Linked DNA regions of Mus musculus: regions 2, 3 and 4 are each linked to region 1. Evidence: chromatin contacts called from ENCODE POLR2A ChIA-PET data. All regions are on one chromosome and are shown on one strand. Each heading gives the region's core, a stretch centred on a gene start or an enhancer-like site at or near the end of the contact. The rest is flanking DNA. Distances are from core to core; before and after follow the strand shown.

The links. ChIA-PET counts read pairs that join two places held with the same protein, here RNA polymerase II (POLR2A).
Region 2: POLR2A ChIA-PET joins it to region 1 with 37 read pairs in embryonic stem cell. The contact joins the enhancer-like site here to the promoter of H3f3b in region 1. POLR2A ChIA-PET finds 5 or more read pairs at or near these places in 4 of 5 experiments (Patski and embryonic stem cell).
Region 3: POLR2A ChIA-PET joins it to region 1 with 29 read pairs in embryonic stem cell. The contact joins the promoter of Tsen54 here to the promoter of H3f3b in region 1. POLR2A ChIA-PET finds 5 or more read pairs at or near these places in 4 of 5 experiments (Patski and embryonic stem cell).
Region 4: POLR2A ChIA-PET joins it to region 1 with 19 read pairs in embryonic stem cell. The contact joins the promoter of Fbf1 here to the promoter of H3f3b in region 1. POLR2A ChIA-PET finds 5 or more read pairs at or near these places in 4 of 5 experiments (Patski and embryonic stem cell).

What each region holds. Positions count from the first base shown.
Region 1 is chr11:116,022,921-116,026,026 of GRCm38, reverse strand. H3f3b (H3.3 histone B) reads left to right here and starts at 1,523. Exons shown (of 4, transcript NM_008211.3): 1 at 1,523-1,648; 2 at 2,008-2,145; 3 at 2,249-2,402; 4 at 2,492-3,106. The coding sequence starts at 2,018. The coding sequence ends at 2,620.
Region 2 is chr11:115,837,367-115,840,583 of GRCm38, reverse strand. The region is part of intron 2 of Llgl2 (LLGL2 scribble cell polarity complex component); the gene reads right to left. Among named protein-coding and RNA genes, the nearest start is that of Llgl2, 15 kb to the right of the region's middle. Within about 2 kb of position 1,528, at least 1 of the 3 ENCODE cell types and tissues checked has a DNase peak (open chromatin) inside an H3K27ac peak, as active enhancers do.
Region 3 is chr11:115,813,414-115,816,560 of GRCm38, reverse strand. It overlaps Tsen54 (tRNA splicing endonuclease subunit 54), which reads right to left and starts at 1,822. Exons shown (of 11, transcript NM_029557.1): 1 at 1,742-1,822; 2 at 1,482-1,646; 3 at 1,323-1,386; 4 at 1,151-1,234; 5 at 765-863. The coding sequence starts at 1,797. It overlaps Caskin2 (CASK-interacting protein 2), which reads left to right and starts at 2,969. Exons shown (of 20, transcript NM_080643.2): 1 at 2,969-3,047.
Region 4 is chr11:116,166,495-116,169,682 of GRCm38, reverse strand. It overlaps Fbf1 (Fas (TNFRSF6) binding factor 1), which reads left to right and starts at 1,505. Exons shown (of 31, transcript NM_172571.3): 1 at 1,505-2,131; 2 at 2,455-2,550.

The sequences.
Region 1 (3,106 bases), core at 274-2,773:
TTTTTTTTTTTTAAAGATTTATTTATTTATTATATGTAAGTACACTGTAGCTGTCTTCAGACACTCCAGAAGAGGGAGTCAGATCTCGTTAGGATGGTTTTGAGCCACCATGTGGTTGCTGGGATTTGAACTCCAGACCTTTGGAAGAGCCGTCGGGTGCTCTTACCCACTGAGCCATCTCACCAGCCCCCTTTGGTTGGTTTTTAAGACAGAGACTCACTAAGTAGCTCTGGCTATTCTGTAATTTCTATGTAGACCAGGTTGGCCTCAAAGCCACCTGCCTCTGTCTCCAGGTTGCTGGGATTAAAGAAATGTGTGTGCCAGCATGCCTGACAACTTCTTATTAACTCTAAGTACATTGAAATAAAATATTTTGTGATGGCCTGAATTAAACATGCAAAAATAGGTATTTGTTGTTTTGTTTTGAGACACGGTCTCCCTGGGTAGCTTTTGCTGGTGTGGTCCTGCCTTTAAACTCACATGGCTTTGCCTGCCTCCAGAGCGCTAGGATGCAAGGAACAGTCCCCTTTTGTTGTTTTTTGTTTTCTTGAAACTGTTTTATATATCCTAGACTGGCCTTGACTTAAGTAGCTGTGAATGACCTTGAATTTTGGATCCTGATTCCATCTCTGATATTACCTTCATGCACCTGGAGCTTGGTTTATGTAGTCCTGGAGAAAAAACAAACAAACCAGGATTTATAAAAGACAAGATCTCTGTAGGTAGGTCTGCTTGGCCTGGAACCCCCCACCCCCTGTGGATCAGGCTGGCCTCATGTTCACAGAAATCTGCTTGCCTTTGAGCTTCCTAAAAGCTGAGATTAAAGGCCTGCAGCACCACCCAACTCGGAAATAATTTTTTTGAATTTTGATTCTTTGTGTCTATTACCCTTCCCCATCAAACAATTGCTTTATGCTTTAGAATGTGTATGCATTTACAGTGCACAAAACACTATATGCTGTAAGATGACTGACTGGATTACATTTCTCATACTATATTAAACGATGAAAATTACAGAAAGTAAATTATTCAGGGAATAATTTCATCCTACATTAAAATAATAGTAATAATTACTATTATTATATTTACGCAAAATCTCTCTAAAATGGTCTCTTGATGCAAAAAAGTCGTAGACTCTTGCCGACCCAACTTTCTTAAATTCCAGGAGACTAGTGCAATTCATTTGCATTGACTTTCTATTGTAGAGCTTTGGAACCAAGAGAAGGATCCAAACATAGCTCCATTTTATCCAATCAGAAGAGCTCCCTAGTGCTAAACTCTGATTCGTCTGTTCCTCTTTGCATCCAGCCAATCCTGAAGCAATTGTAACAGCCAATCAGTGGCCTGAACACCGGCCAATCAGGAAACGGCCCCGAAGTACGGCCTTTGTGTCGGGAGATGTCAGCGCGTCGGCGAAAGCTCCCGCCAATCGAAAAAGTCGTTGGTGTATGCAAATCAGGGTTCTGTGACGCACTGACGCAGCGTGCAGCGTCTCTATAAATATGGAGGCGTCGGGGGGCTTGGAGCGCAGAGCGGTTTGGTCGTTCGTTGGTGGAGTATCTGCCCGTTCTGCTCGCCGATTGCGGCTCTTGTTCGAGCGCTTCCAGCGTCGCCTCGGTCTCAGCAAGGGCCCCAGACTCGGCTTTGGGTGAGTTCGCGGCTCTGCCGGCGGCCGGAGCCTCCCTGGCTTTTAGGACCGCGGTCGCTGGCAGCCGACGGTCTGGTCGGTGAGGCAGCCCGGGAGGTCGAGTTCGGTCGCGTTCCGCCACCTCCGTCCTGTCTGCTTCCCGGTGGTGACTCACAGGTCCCGCCGCGGTGTTTCCGGCCGCCCGTGGAGCGGGAAGTTGCTCCTCCCCGCGCTCCCCCTCCCGGGGGAGGCCGCAGCCCGGCGCAGCCTGAGTCATTAGGGGAGGGGGAGGAGGCGGCGGCCGCCATCTGCTGCGGCGAGGAGGGGCGCCTGGCAGCCGGAGCCCGGTGACCTGGCCTTGAACGTCGCTTGTCTCGCAGGTGAAAAAAAATGGCCCGAACCAAGCAGACCGCTAGGAAGTCCACCGGTGGGAAAGCCCCCCGCAAACAGCTGGCCACCAAGGCGGCTCGGAAAAGCGCGCCCTCTACCGGCGGGGTGAAGAAGCCTCACCGCTACAGGTAGGCAGAGGGCTGGGAACAATGACTTGGCCGCCGGCTTGCGGGCGGGCGCTCTCTCCCTTCTCCCTGACCGTTGACGCCTTCCTTCTTCTGGTGACTGCAGGCCAGGGACCGTGGCTCTGAGAGAGATCCGTCGTTACCAGAAATCGACTGAGCTGCTCATCCGGAAGCTGCCATTCCAGAGATTGGTGAGGGAGATCGCCCAGGATTTCAAAACCGACTTGAGGTTTCAAAGTGCAGCCATCGGTGCCCTTCAGGTAAAGGGACAAAAGGCTTGGTGGCACTCGGGGCGGCGGCTTGATTGCTCCAGTAGGAGTGTTAATGCTGTTGCTCTTGTCCTCAACAGGAGGCTAGCGAAGCATACCTGGTGGGGTTGTTTGAAGATACCAATCTGTGTGCCATCCACGCCAAGAGAGTCACCATCATGCCCAAAGACATCCAGTTGGCTCGCCGGATACGGGGGGAGAGAGCTTAAGTTGAAGCGGTTTTTATGGCATTTTGTAGTAAATTCTGTAAAATACTTTGGTTTAATTTGTGACTTTTTTTGTAAGAAATTGTTTATAATATGTTGCATTTGTACTTAAGTCATTCCATCTTTCACTCAGGATGAATGGGAAGAGTGACTGACTGTTCACAGACCTCAGTGATGTGAGCACTGTGGCTCAGGAGTGACAAGTTGCTAATACGCAGAAGGGATGGGTGATACTTCTTGCTTTTCATGATGCATGTTTCTGTATGTTAATGACTTGTTGGGTAGCTATTAAGGTACTAGAATTGATAAATGTGTACAGGGTCCTTTTGCAATAAAACTGGTTATGACTTGATCCAAGTGTTTAACCATACATCACTGTGATAGAATGTGGGCTTTTTCAAAGGTTGAAGATACAAGTTTTAGCCACAGTGTAACAGTTTCCTTTAAAAAAAAAAAAGTAAACCTGGCAGCTATAGAATACACTATGTG
Region 2 (3,217 bases), core at 279-2,778, 190 kb after region 1:
TCTCCTATTGTAATCTTACTGGACCAACATACTACCCTAGAATATTCTGACTTCGCATCCTCAGGGAAGTCAAGTCAAAGAGAAACACATTTTCAGATTTCTGGCCTCTGAGGCCACGACCTGCCCCGTCAGCTCTTAAGCAGTTCAACAATCCTGCTTGAATCCTTCCTGCTGCAAAGGTTGGGCATCCCCCATCTCTTACTTCCTTCAGAGTCCCAAGGACTGTGACCACTCCTCCCTGTCCTTCCAAAGGCCAGTTGAGAACAGGCACCCAGTCAGGCTCACCAGAATGACATTCAGGATGCCCTGAGCAGTGTGTCCTTGGACTGAACACGAGGCATCTTGTGAATACAGAGTGTGTGTTCTGATTGCTCACCCCAGTGTGAGAACTGTCCCTAGGCTGCGGCTGGCTGCTAGGGTCCTTAGTATTCTGCAGTGTGCCCCCGCCCCCAGGGCATCTTATCCAGCTGACAACACTGAGGGACCAAGGCTCTCTCAAAAGCAAAACAAGGGACATAGGCTCCCATGACTTTCCCTGGACAGGGCCCACATGAGCTGACTCCTTAGAGGAGGCCAAGCCAGGCCTGAGCCCTGTGAGCCCTGTGGGTGGGGCACACGGAAGGCTCAGTGGCCCCTGCTGGGATAAGAAGGAAGGATGTGGCTCAGAACCCAGGGAGGAAACAAGGAGGAACTAGGAAGCCTGGGTGTGTCCTGGGGAAAGCAGGGAAGGGAAGGTCCCAACTACCCGGCACCTAAGTGCCCTGCCCACACTGGTGTCCCTTCCACAGCAGCTAAGACTCTTGTAAACTTTCAAGGTTCGGAGTCCCCTGAGTGTAAGTTCTACATGCTAGTAATCCCCCGCCTTAGTTAGGTCCCTAAAGGGTGAGGTGGCCTTTCTCAAAGGAGCCGCCCACAGAGTGTTGTGGAGCCGCCAAGAGAGTGTCCTGTCCCCTCCCCCCTGTAATCCAGAGCACGTGGGCAGCAGGTAGAGCCTGGGGATACCCCAAGCATAGGATTCCCAGACCCCAGAGAACTCTAAAACAAGAAGGTGGACCAACGCTCTGCAGTTCTCCCTCCCGTTGTCTCCTCAGCCTCTGTCCTGTCCTGTCCTGTCCTGCTACCTGGGCTCAGGTGACCTCTGCTAAGGGAGAAGAGAACAATGGGCTCTTTTGACAGGGAAAGGAGAGCAAAGATGAACAGAAGCCGCCAGACTGTAATATTAGCCCAAGTCCCTGTCAGATTGTGAGAGGTGGGGGTGGGTGGGTAGCGGGTGTTGCCCTTCACCCTTACACTCAGCTGGGGAGGACTGTCCTCCAAGCCCACGGCTTTGGGGACCCTGTAGTGTCTGTCAGGGGCTGAGAGGAGAGCTCCCAGAAGCTGCTGAGGGCCTCAGGAGGGAGGAGGGAGGAGGGAGGAGGGGCAGATCCACCTGCCTGCAGTGGCTCTGCCAGATACTGGGTGTGGTAAGCTCAGATTCCTGGCCCAAGCAACTTGGCCTCTCTGTGTGGTTGTCATCTGACACTGGTGCCCATGTAGGCAAAAGCCACAACAAAACGATGTGGTCTGGGCTGGGCGGGCCTAGTTGGTTAGAAACACACCATTTATTTGATTTGGGAGGTGTGGTGGTGGGGAGGGTTCTGAGGGGGGTGTGTTATTCTGCAGCAGTCCAGCGCAGGCACCTAGGCCTAGGTCTGCTCACACTGGGGTGTGGCTACTAGTGGGTGCCTGGGTTTCACCAGAGGGGCAAGCAGGCCCCAAACAATGTTCAAGGAGCAGGGTTTCACTAAGACCAGGACGTCCGTCCAGCCCCTGAGGTAGTCCCTGTTCCCTTAGCTAGTCTTCAGTGGGAACCTAAGCTGCCTGACTGGGTTGGAGGTGAGTGTGCTAAGAGGGTACAAGTGGTAGACAGCAGGTAAAGACACTGAGCTCCGAGCAAACCATGCTACTTGATGCTGCCCATAAGAAGCGATTGAACATGGGGCTGGAGAGATGGCTCAGCAGTGAAAAGCACTTGCTGCTCTTGCAGAGGACACAGAACCAGTTCCAGCACCCACATGATGGGACACAGCCATCCCTAACTCCAGTTCCAGGAGCTTCTGATCTCTGGAAGCACCAGCCACGCATGTGGTGCCCATACATACATGAAGGCATAACATGCATACATATAGGAAACAAACTAAAATAAATAGAGCCATGAAACCTGTCCACTGCACCAGCCTCCATTAGGGTGCTTAGCAACCCCACTTCACGGAAGAGGAAACTGAGGAATAGACAGGCTAATCAATGTCTACATGGTCACGTGGTGAGAGCTGAATCAGAACCAAGGCCCGGCTATATGGCTCCAGTTCCCTGCCCCAACCACTGTTAACACCCAGCCCTGATGCCTGGCACCCAGCCCCTGAGCTAGACTTGGTCCCCTGGCAGCCAGCCCCTTTTTCTGGTCATGGTCACAACTCCTGGCCAAGGACAGGTAACCCTCATGGCCCTAGCTAGGGCAGCGTCCCCGTTTTGTGTGAGGCATCTTGCTGGCTCTGTGGAAAGGCCTAGAACTGGTTTAGAAGCTGGGATCTGTAAGCTGTTTGGGCATCTGTCGTGTGGCGGGCGATGCCACTGTTCTGTTGTTGCACGCATTGCCCACGACACGCTGCCTGACAGCCTGACCTTCAGGGTGGCACTCCCAGATGTGACCACACCGTGAGTAGCCACTGTGCAGGCGCGGACCCTAACCTGCACATGAGGAATTCCTGTGTGGAGTCTGACAACAGCCCATGCACCTTTGATTCTGTGGCGTTTAGCCAAGCACTCGGTGGACACACGTGTACAGCCCTTCACGTCACGCTGGCTCTGTTTACGTCTCCCTCAACCTAAATCGAAATCTAAGATCATCTCCATTCTAGAGCTGTGCCAAGGCCTCACAGTGAGTGAATGGGGCTATCAGGTGCTAGGTCAATACTCGTCATTGGACTAGATGCTTCACCATGATCCTGTTCTCATCAAAATGGTCAGAGTGACCGGGCACAGTGGGGTATACCGTGAGCCTTTAATCTTAGTATTTGAGAGGGTTGGCGTTAGGTGGAGGCAAGTAGATCTCTGAATTGAAGGCTAGCCTGGTCTACATAGCAAACTCCAGGCTAGCCAAGGCTACATAATGAGACCTTGTCTTCAAAAAAGTCCAGGTGCAACACTCCTCTAAATAAATTTTTACTGCTCCTGGCTG
Region 3 (3,147 bases), core at 573-3,072, 210 kb after region 1:
TTGATTGTTCGGCGGAGTTGACTGCAGTTTGTCGGTAACGCTCAAAGAAGAAACGAGAGAGAAATTACACTCAGAGTCTCTCTCCCCTCTCTCCTCCTTTTTCTCCTATCGAGTGATAAGAGATGAAACCGGGGGCACAAAGGGTGGGAAAAAGAAGAACCCACAAAGTAGCAAAGACCAGTGACACAAAGCCATTTCCTCTACCACTCAAAACCTCCCTCCTATATGGCCCTAGGTTCCAAATCTTGGGACTGCATGGACCACATTCCATTTTAAGTATCATCCTCACCAGGCCTGCTGGTTCAAGGTTGTCATCCCAGCTACTAGAGAGTTTGAGCATAAACTCATGACCAGCCTGGGGTACAGAGTGAGTTCATGGCCAGCCTGTGCAATTTTGAAAGTCCCTATCTCAAAACATAAACAAGAGGGTAGGGGCTATACAGCTCAGTGCTGGAGTGTTTGCTAGCAGGCATGGGCTGCTGGCTTCACTTCCCAGAAGCACTAAAAATAAATAAGCAAATACCATCCTCAAAGGAGATTTCACTCTTTCAAGTCTATCTCCTCTTCTGGGCACACGTGTTGTTTAATAACTTATCAACAATACAAATCCCCCAAACCTGACAGTCTCCATTTGAATATAAGCCCGTGTGATCACAGGCTGTCTCACCTACAGCCCTGGCTTGTGGCTCTGTGTTCGAAGCCTCAAAGGCACCTGTCAGGACTCACTGACTTGGCAAATAAGAGTCACCTTGGGAGGCAGATACCTGGTACTGCAGGAAACTCAAGGTGTCCTCTGTCAGCAGCAGCTGGTATGCCTCTTGGATAGACAGTGGGAGGTCTTGGTAGAAGAGCTGAATCGAACCCTGGAAGTGGACCAAGAGCTTAGCTGTGTACCCTTCCTGCAGTGCCCAAGCCAGTCACCTTCTTGGCTCTGACCCTTTCCCCACACACTCAAGCATCACTGCATGACCAGGACAAACAATGAGAGGATTAGAACTCCCGCTGTCCAGTGGTATCCTCTTCTGTTCTCAAAGTCCACACATAACTTCACTGAAAACATAATTCTGAATTCCTCCTGGTCCACCAAACCGTATCCTTCCCATTCCATTAGTCGGGACCCCTTTCCCCACGCCTCCAGGACCCCACTTACACACTCCAGCAGATACAAAGCCTCTTCGGGGTGAAGTCGCTGCCGTCCTTCCTCTGAGTAGCCCATGGTCTGCCAGAATTTCCCCTGTGCGGCAGCAGACCAAGTGTCACAAAGCAGCTAAGCGGACAGAGGAAGGGGGTCCCCCAGCCGCGGAGATGCCCGGGCCGCTCACCGCAGGAGACGTCAACTCCACAAAGCCCTCTTCTGGTTTCCACTCCGCGGCCACCAAGCTGCCCCTGGCGAGGAGTGGGGAAGGGGCGTCTCGGTCTGCACGGGCAGTCCCCGGCCTCCGCCCACCCGGCCTGACCCGGCCCGGCCCAGCCCCTCTCACAGGCGCTCCACGCGCTCCTCCGCCAGCAGCTGCCACAGCTCTTGGCGACACAGGCGCAGCCGCTCCGCCTGGGCCTCCGAGCCGTCCGGGAGGAAGTCCTTGGGGCCATGCGACCGCTGTGGTAGCTTCTGGGACCGCGAGCGCGCGGCGCGGAGCTCCGAGGCGCTGGGGAGAGCCGGGAACACGTGATCAGCACAGAGGCCACCCCGCTCGCTCCCGGGTCCCACGCACCCCACGCCATCCCCCGGGCCGGGTAGCACCTGAGCACACGCCCCGCGGGAACCTCCACCGACCCGGGTTCGGGTTCGGGCTCCATCGGGCCGCTGTCTGCGGCTGCGCGCGCACCGCGAAGCCCCGCCCACCCCGGCATTCCGCGCGGTCCTAGCGCCTTCGACCCGCTCGCTCCTCGGGATCATAAAGCCACCCTCGAGCCTCGCGCCTTCCTACCTGCCCCGTGTGTGTCCTAACACCTGTCGGCACACGTGTACCCCGGGCCGCGGGACCCAGCTCGATGTGCAGGTTTCCAGATGTGCAAAAACTCACCTATTCCGTTTCCAGCGCTTCTGGGGGCTCCTCCCTTCTTTAGTATAACTTTACCTGGCTACTGGATGTAGCATGGATAATCAAATATGTTACTCTCATCTCTGCAGCCCTGAATGTCTTTGTGTCCTACCACCAGCAGGAAAGAGATGCGTAGAGAGAGGAGAGCAGTGAGCCCCCAGACACCAGCTTTGCAAACTGGAGGCCATATGGGAATGTTAGGAGTGGACCAAAGACTTATGGAGTTCCTTCACGGTGGGCCAAAAAAAAAAAATCTCTTCTTAGGGGCTCTGAAGCAGGGTTCAAAGGCCAGGGGTGGAGGCGCTGTCCGGCTCACACTGGTGCTGAATCGCCACCCCAGACTCCGAAAGCACCTCCTCGAGGCTGGGGTCCCCGCCGTGACATCCTGAGTCGCACTGACGCTCACCACTAGGTGGCACCGTTGCTCCAGCCAGCAGCTATAGGTCTCTGAGTGTGGACGAAGGTCGCTGCGGGCAACCCGGGAAAGGATGGGGCAAAGAGGAAGTGATCCCCACCCCTAGTGGGGGGGGGGGGTCCTCAGGTTCAACTGCCAAAACATCCTATTTTCTCTCCTATACATTCACACTTCACCTTTTGATCTAGACCAGAACCCAGTTCTCTCGGGATCCCCGGACAGGACACAGCAGCACGAAACCTCATCCACCCCGCCTCTCACCCGCCACTTTGCACCCCTAAGCAGCTTCACCTGCGCGCATGCGCTGATCCAACCAGTGGCTCGGCTCTGGACTGGCTGGCGGGGGCGGGGCCTAGTGAAGATGGGGCGGGGACCAGGGTGTTGATTGACAATCCAACTGTGCGGCCAGGACGGTCCCCGGCTCCCGATCCGGCGGGAGGGAGGGGGGAGGGGCGGGATTTCCTGCGGGAGGCGCCGAGCCGGCCTTGGAAAGGAGGAGAAAGGGGTTGCGGGGGACAGTGAGAACCAGAGTCCAGAGTGCCTGAGACTGAGCACAGCCAGCCGGACCCCCGGCGGGGCGGCCGGGAGAGGTGAGACTGCCGGGTCCCGGGCCAGGGGTCAGGACCCTTGAGAGCAGACGCAAACTAACTTTTCTTGTCTGATCGGCGGGCTCCTCCATCTCTCTGCTCC
Region 4 (3,188 bases), core at 256-2,755, 140 kb before region 1:
TGTCCCTCTTATGTGATGTCCCTGAGAGAACCTGTGTCCCTTTTATGTGATGTCCCTGAGAGAACCTGTGTCCCTTTTATGTGGTGTCCCTGAGAGAACCTGTGTCCCTCTTATGTGATGTCCCTGAGAGAACCTGTGTCCCTTTTATGTGATATCCCTGAGAGAACCTGTGTCCCTCTTATGTTATGTCCCTGAGAGAACCTGTGTCCCTTTTATGTGGTGTCCCTGAGAGAACCTGTGTCCCTTTTAGGCAGCACTGCTTGATTAGCTTCCGGCCGACATCATCCGTGGTATGGTTGCTTTCTCCTGAGTCTGTTCCATTTCCCTCCTACAAACTGTATACAAGATTCTCCCTCCCCTCCTCTTCCACCTCCTCCTCCTCCTCTTCCTCCCCCTTCCTCCTCTTCCTCCTCTTCCTCCCCTCTCCTCCTCCTCCTCTTCCTTCCCCTCCTCCTCCTCCTTTCTCCCCCTCCTCTTCCTCCTCCTCTTCTTCCTCCCCCTCCTCTCCCTCCTCCTCCCCCTCCTTGTCCTCCTCCTCCTCTTCCTTCTCCTCCTCTTCTTCCTTCTTCTCTTCCTCCTCCTCTTCCTTCTCTTCTTCCTCCTCTTCCTTCTTCCTTCTCCTCTCTTTCCTTGTAAGACAGGTGTATTAGCTGATTTTGTGTATAACCTGACACACCCTAGAGTCATCAGAGAGGAAAAAGCATCAGATGAGTAATTGCCTTCATGAGATCCAGCTGTAAAGCATTTTCTCAATTAGTGATCAATGGGGGAGGGCCTAGCCCATGGTGAGTGGTGCCATCCCTGGGCTGGTAGTCTTGGGTTCAAGGCACTAAGTTCTTTTCTATAAGAACACATGAAGTTGGGGAGGAAACAGCTATGGGAAGATTTGGAGCAGGTACAATAGTACAATGGAGGGTGGACTCGATCTAAACATCAGCACATATAAAACAATTTTTTAAAATTAAATTTGTAGAGAGTTGGAGCATCTGTGTTGGCAGAGCACCACCTTGCCTCTGGCTAGAGATTTATTTACTCCTTCTTTGGATTGCACCTAAGAAAGTGTGTTGTGTTAATTCCGAGACACTATTATGTAGCTGGTCTCAACAGCCAGTTTTGACCTAGGAAATTGACAATCTAGGTCTAGCCTAGGTTTCAAACGCTATGATTCTGGGCGTGGCATGTCCACTGTGTGCCTTTGTTGATAGTTTTGGGTCTTCTGACAGAGCAGCTTTGACCTTATGATTGATCAAGAAGAAGATCATGGTCACCAATTAGCCCTCCGAACTTGAGGAACTCCCTTGCACCTAGTCGGGAGATGCTTTCCCCGCGCTTCACGGGAGTGACGTTGAGACAGCTCCTAGCAACTCGCGGAGCATCCAACAGACGCCTTGCCCCCGCTGCGGGGCACGCTGGGAGATGTAGTCCTTCCGGTCAAGTCCTGTGGTTCGGCCCGCTAGTGAACGGGCGACGGACTACAGTTCCTAGAATCCTCCACGCCACCGTCTATTTGAGGCCAGAGGCTGCGAGGTGGGACTGTCGCCGGCGGAGAGGTGGTAGGCCTGGCCGAACGGAGCGCACTGAGTGGAGTCGGAACCCTGGGATCTGGTTGGGCTTGGTTTCCGTGGCCTTGTTTCTGAAAGGACAGCTCTTAACAGGGCCCCTAGGGACTAGGGAGAAGCTCGGCTGTGTCTGGATTCAGACGGGATGGGCGCGCGGGGGATGGAACATTGAGAGGCACAATGCCTGGCCTGGCGCTACACTCCGGGACCCGCTGTGGCTGAGGGGCGGGCTCGCGGATTTTAAAATGCCTTCATGGAGTTGGTTGAATATGTGAAGACGTGACAATATTCTGGAACACTTTGGCCATTACAAGCTGCCCCTAGAAAATGTACCCCCGGCCCTGTCTGGGAAGCTGCGACGGAATGCATAGGAGATAGCAGAAATTCTTTGATGTGATATGAGCGAAAACGCGTTTGGACTTGTAGATCGCTAAAGTTGCCATTGCACAGGAGAAACACAAGCATTCCCCTGTGTCCACAACCCCAGATACACTTTGCATTTTAATAAGAGACTAGGCACACCGAGAAGACAGATGAGCGCCCCAGCTGCCTTTCTTCCTAGGCACGTGAAGGTGGGTTTGGGTGAAGTGTAAGAGACAAAGAGGAGGTAGGAAATGCTGAGAAATTCTGTTCCCTGTATGAAATGTTTATCATATGTGAACTCACTGTCAGGCTTTGTGCTAGATGCAGCCTATAGAGAGTTTCCTGGCAAGGGATTTGAGTCCGGATGTGGTTTCTCTTTCCAAATGGCTCCACTTGTCACCACTTCCAGGGTAAAGGATATGGTCTACTTTTAAAATACTCTCCAAGCCAAGGAAAGGCCGATAAGTGAATAAGGAATCCTCATGTATTCTCTCTCCCTCCCACCCCTCCCCCAATCTGTTTCTTGCGGCAGGAGCTTACCCTAGCCCAAGAATTCACTATATATATCATTCAAGCTGGCCCCTAACTCAGCAATCCTGCTTCAGCCTCCCAAGTGCTGGGATTGCAGGTATGAAGCACTGCCTAACTTTTTCTTCTTTTTAAAATTTTAATTTTATGCGTATGGGTGTTTTGTCTGTGTGTCTGTCTGTGCACCACATGCATGTCTGGGCAATCAAAAAACACATCGATCCATTCATCTGTCCCCGATGGGAGTGACAGTTTGTAAGCCCCTATGGGTACTGGGGATCCAGTCCAGCTCAAATACTCATCTCTGTCTCTTTTGATTTGTTTGTCAGGGTTTTTCGGTGTAGCTCTGGCTGTCCTAGCAGTCACTCTGTAGACCAGGCTGGCCTCAAACCCAGAAATCCACTTGCCTCTGCCTCCTAAGTGCTACCACCTCCAGACTGCTTTTTCTATTACATACCTCAGGTTGGCCTAGAACTTGTGATTTTCCTGCCAAGTTCTAGGGTTGCCGCTAAGTGTGTATGATCATACCCACCTCAGGAATTCTTTTTGAACTTTACTTACTCATCTGGCGTAGTGGAGCACACACGCACATGGAGGTAAAAGGAAGACTTGCAGGAGTCAATTCTCTACCTCCATAATGCGTGTCCTGGGCTATCCAACTCAGATAGGCAGGCCTGCTGGCAATAGCACCTTTACTCACTGAATGGCATTCAATTCAGGAATTCTGGGATTATAGAA